2 separate regions of the Homo sapiens genome follow, and region 2 is linked to region 1. A link is a loop called in an ENCODE intact Hi-C map of the cell type or tissue named here. Cell type or tissue: dorsolateral prefrontal cortex. All regions are shown on one strand. Region 1 holds the start of LINC02558 (long intergenic non-protein coding RNA 2558). Region 2 overlaps SLC5A1 (solute carrier family 5 member 1).

What was found. Hi-C counts contacts between places; a loop is a spot of excess contacts. Peaks named below come from ENCODE experiments on the same cell type or tissue, not always from the same donor. Only the 100,000 strongest peaks of a DNase experiment are listed, where the experiment ranks them.
Region 2: it touches region 1 in a loop (2.4-fold over the local background); 77 of 110 quality-filtered maps call a loop at or near these places.

The regions. Positions count from the first base shown.
Region 1 is chr22:31,969,505-31,972,004 of GRCh38, forward strand. LINC02558 (long intergenic non-protein coding RNA 2558) reads left to right here and starts at 1,319. Exons shown (of 5, transcript NR_149128.1): 1 at 1,319-1,408. RefSeq lists enhancers at 449-498, 569-678. In dorsolateral prefrontal cortex, CTCF peaks have their summits at 1,304 (motif pointing right) and 1,503; DNase peaks (open chromatin) are centred at 787, 1,317 and 1,779; H3K4me3 peaks cover 1,246 bases; H3K27ac peaks cover 955 bases.
Region 2 is chr22:32,080,085-32,082,584 of GRCh38, forward strand. SLC5A1 (solute carrier family 5 member 1) reads left to right here. Exons shown (of 15, transcript NM_000343.4): 6 at 1,782-1,887. Among named protein-coding and RNA genes, the nearest start is that of SLC5A1, 38 kb to the left of the region's middle. In dorsolateral prefrontal cortex, a CTCF peak has its summit at 1,019 (motif pointing left); no DNase peak of the experiment used is centred here.

The DNA of each region.
Region 1 (2,500 bases):
TTAGTCTAGCCAAGTTGACACAGTAAAAAAGACATCACACTCAGCAGGGCATGGTGGCTCAGTCCTGTAATCCTAGCACGTTGGCAGGCCAGGGCGGGAGGATTGCTTGAGGCCAGGAGGTCCAGACCAGCCTGGGCAATGTAGAAAGACACCATCTCTCCAAAACATAAAAAAAGATAAATTAGCTGGGCTCGATAGCTATACCTATAGTCCCAGCCACTCAGGAGGCTAAGGTGGGAGAATCACTTGTGCCCAGGAGTTTGAGGCTGCAGTAAGCTATGATCATGCCACTGTACTCCAGCCTAGGTGACAGAGCGAGACTGTGTCTCAAAAACAAACAAACAAAAAGCAGTGGAACGTTGCTTTACATATATTAGAGCACTTACCACATGCCCTGTGGTTAAGTGATTTGCATGCAGCATCTCAGTTAATCTCAGAACATCCCGTGACGCAGGTATCCTTCTTGTCCCTGATTTTACAGTTCAGGAAACGGCCTCAGAGAGGTGAGGAGACGCCCACAGTCGCGTGGCATGGTGCACCTGTGTTCTGAACTGTCACTTGCCTCTCCCTGTGAGCCTCTCTTTACTCTGCCTTGTCTTCTTGTCCTGGGGCAAGAAGTTAGGGTTCAAGACCCTTCGGGATGTGAGGATGTTTCTGCCACTCTGGACATTAGTTTTCTCCCCTAAGTGGCTCTATCTCTCCCGGCCTGAGTTTGGAAGGGAGACACCATTCTGGTACGACTTTTCTTAGGCCTGTGCTGCCATCTATGGGGCTCGAAGGTGCTCGCCATGCTCCAGACCGGCCACCTGGCAGTCAGGTGAGCTTGCAAGTGTGAAGAGCAGCGGGATGCGGGGGAGGGAGCAAGCCCAGTAACAAATAAAGCAAATATCATCGGCCCTTGTCCTCAGCTGCTCGCTCAGGCCCCCCAGAATCCTGTAGCATTTCTGGGGATTAAGAGGGTGGTGGGGTTTTCACCTCTATCACGTCTACTGCCAGCCTGGCGCCCAAAGGTTCGGCCGTCATCCGCCCCAGCGGGTCCCTGGAACCGCCGGGATGCCCAGGCTGCCAGGGGGTCTAATGGGGAACTGGGAGTTTCTTTCAGGTCACAGGATAGGTCTGCAGTGCGACTCAGGCTCCCGCGGGGACCTGCCCACTCGAACGGGGGAGGAGGAAGAGGCTCCGGGGGAGAGCCAAGGAGGCGGGGAAGAGGAGCGGCGTCCCGGGAAAGGGGATGCTGGAGCTCCTGCCGACGCTCCACCTGTAGCCCCGCCCTTGACTCCGCCCACTTCCCCAGCCCCTCCCTTCCAGGCGCAGCCTCGAGGTGGCGCTGTGGAGCCGCGCAGGGTCTAGGGCGACTCTCTGAGGGAGCCGCGGCCGCCAGGCTCCGTGGGTTTTGGTTCAGGCGCCGGTTAGTGTCGGGGTAGGCCACGCAGTGAGTTGGCTTGAGGCAGGAGGCAGGCGGAAACCGAGGCTGAGAGGCTGGCTGTCGCTGCCACCCCTCAGCAACCCCAGTGCAGCTGGTCATCCTGTCAGCCGATCAGTCAGTCGCGTCCCCAGCCCGGCTCACACGCCTCCTCCATCAGTCCCTCAGTCAGTCCCTGCGTTTCCTGTCTTTCCCTTGCCTTTCTCCCTCTTTTTTCTTGTCTTTTCTTTCTTTCTTTTCCTTCCTTCTCTCTCTATTTCTCTCACTTTCTTTCCTTTTCTTTTTCTTTTTATGAGAGGGGTCACCTCACTATGTCACCCAGGCTGGAGTGCAGTGACGTCATCTCGGCTCACTCAGCTTCGACATCCTGGGCTCAAGCCATCCTCCCGCCTCGGCCTCCCAAAGCTCCGGGATCACAGGCAGAGCCACTGTATCCGCCCAACCATTGCGGTTCCTGCCAGGTGGTCGGCTGGCAGGTCGGCCCTTGTCACCTGGGTCCCCGAGCCCTGCACACTGTGAGGGCGAACAGAGTCCATGGAGGATGGTGAGGGGAGGAAATATGTGGAGCCCAGGCCTTGCTTTTTCTGTTTTTTGTTCTTGTTGTTGTTGTTGCTGTTGTTTTGTTTTTTTTTTTTTTAGACGGAGTCTCGCTCTGTCGCCCAGGCTGGAGTGCAGCTCACTGCAAGCTCGGCCTCCCGGGTTCACGCCGTTCTCCTGCCTCAGCCTCCCGAGTAGCTGGGACTACAGGCGCCCGCCACCACGCCCGGCTAATTTTTTGTATTTTTAGTAGAAACGCGGTTTCACCGTCTTAGCCAGCATGGTCTCGATCTCCTGAACTCGTGATCCGCTCACCTCAGCCTTCCAAAGTGCTGGGATTACAGGCGTGAGCCACCGCGCCCGGCCTCTTTTTTTTTTTTGAGTCTTGCTCTGTTGCCCAGGTTGAAGTGCAGTGGTGCGATCTCTGCTCACTGCAACCTCTCCCTTCCGAGTCCAAATGATTCTCTTGCCTCAGCCTCCTGAGTAGCTGGGATTACAGGCACTCACCACCACGCCTGGCTAATTTTTGTGTTTTTAGTA
Region 2 (2,500 bases), 110 kb after region 1:
TTTGCAGGCCTAGAGTGGCGGCACTGGGGCTAAAATGCTGGTTCTTCTGACTGCTAACTCCAGGGAGAGAGGAGTTTCTTTCTAACTCACCATCTCTCCTCCCACCTCCTGGCTCTGCCTCCCCTCCTTCACCAGGGAAGATGGTGACATTGGGTCCCCTGGGTGAGAGAATCTTCAGGGGAGATCTGGGCAGAGGGGAACTATGGCATCAGGTCCTCAAAAGGCCCACCTTCGGGAAGGAGGTCGAATCACCCTCCAGGGCTCACGTGTTAGCTCAGAAGCATGGAGTTGGTATTAGATGTGCTCTTTGCTAACTGATGGAGGGAGGGAATAGGAGATTCTCATAGGAGGGACAGGCAGGTATGGTGGGAAACTTAAACACTGGAGGGCCCTCAGGAGCAGCAATGGGATGGGGACTGGGAAACGGAACTAGAGAGGAGATGCAAGATATAAGAGGAGATGTGAGAAGTAAGAGTCCAACCCTGCTGGCCCATCCCCAAGGCTCCGTCTGGGTGCTGTTTGCGTGCCGTGAAATGTTAGGGTTTGTGCAGTGAAAACAGTTCGTGCATTCATTCCATCTAGGGAAGTCCAGTTTCGTCCACACCTGGAGATTTGAAAACAAAAGACTCAGCTGGGCGCAGTGGCTCACGCCTGTAATCCCAGCACTTTGGGAGTCCAAGGCAGGCAGATCACGAGGTCAGGAGTTCGAGACCAGCCTGACCAACATGGTGAAATCCTGTCTCTACTAAAAATACAAAAATTAGCTGGGTGTGGTGGTGCACACATGTAATCCCAGCTACTCAGGAGGCTGAGGCAGGAGAATCGCTTGAACCCAGGAGGCAGAGGTTGCAGTGAGTTGAGATCGCACCACTGCACTCTAGCCCGGGCGACAGAGTGAGACTCTGTCAAAAAATAAATAAATAAAAAAGACTCACCATGATCATCCCTTAATACTACCCTCCCTGGTATTGTTTTGGAGATGACATGAACATGCATTTGGGGTGACCCTGGTGCTCTCTGCTGGTTTATATGAGCAACTGCACCATCCAGCCAGGTAGAAGGTTCATTAGGAGAAGGCTGAAAGAGACAGGAAGGAGGAGAAAGGGTGAAGATGGAAGAACTGCATCAAGAATTCAGGAGTGAGGAGGGAGCAATTCTCCCAGAAATTACATGAAATAATCTAAATAAAACCAGCAAGTACCAAGCCTGCTATGTAAGAGGTGCTTGGTGATGTTCTGGTTGTGTCTGAGTCAAGATGGACTGCATCCGGGTTGGGGAGTTAAAATTACAAACTTGCTAAGTTTCTCCCCGCTCCTGGGTGGGGGTGGGGTTTCTCACTTATGGACTCTCCAGCACTCAGACTTGCTTTTGGGGACGAGCTCTGATAAACCTGTGTACACTGAGGTGCAAAAGATGGACAATAGCTCAGAGCAACAGTCTACAGGTGACTTGCAAGGAACCTCTAAGTGTTAATAGCTGTTCCTTGGCAAAAAGAGTTCAATAGTTGAGTGAGTTTGTGAGATGTCATGTACCGTGTTCCCTCCCTGGGGATGACTGTACATGGCATATATTAAAGGCTCAGAAAAGTTGTGTGGCAAAGAAACTGCCTTAATTCTGTTTAGCATTTTATAGACCTTTTTGACCATGGAATTCTTTTTCTCATGGAATACGTATTATCATCTTGAATAAAGCTTGCTTGGAAAATCAGGAGTAGAGAGACTACAGGCCCTGTAGGCAGCTGACCACTCTCCCTCCTAACTCCGCCTCTCCTCTCCTTCCAGGCAGACATCTTCTCGGGGGCCATATTCATCAATCTGGCCTTAGGCCTGAATCTGTATTTAGCCATCTTTCTCTTATTGGCAATCACTGCCCTTTACACAATTACAGGTGAGTCCATTCAAATAAACCAGCACCTCAAACCCAGCTCGGGATCAGGCACTAGTGAAGGATAAAGGGAAGTAGGAGAGGTGGTTTCTCTTCTTGAGGAGAGATACACTCAGGTAAGAGTTTGGGAGTGAGGTATTTGCTTAGTACCAACTCATAGACCCTCCAAGTTATACAAGTGGTTTCAGAAAGCTGTGGTGTTGGCTGGGATAGTCAGGGCAGCTTCTCACAGGAGTGCATGCAGAGCTGGGCCCTGTGGGTTGTGGAGATGACTTAGCTAAGGTGGGAGAATCAGAGCAGTGGCAGGTGCAGAAATAAGTGAGCACAGGGGAGTGGAGGCAGGGTGGGCACGCAGATGCTCTTGGCTGGAGGAGGGTGGCCACTGAAGGATCGTGGGGGTTTGTGGGGACCATATAGCTTGATAGTTCAGATGAGGTCACAGCATACTGTGTGTTTTGAACACAGTATACTGGGGTTTGGAAAGCCAGGCAGAGGCCTTGGATTTGATGTGTCAGGGACTGGGAGCCCCTGTAAGGAGGGAGAAAGGCAGTGACTCACACACAGAGGTTTCAGAAGAGGACTCAAGTGGCCACCCAAGAAGCTGGTGCATAAATAG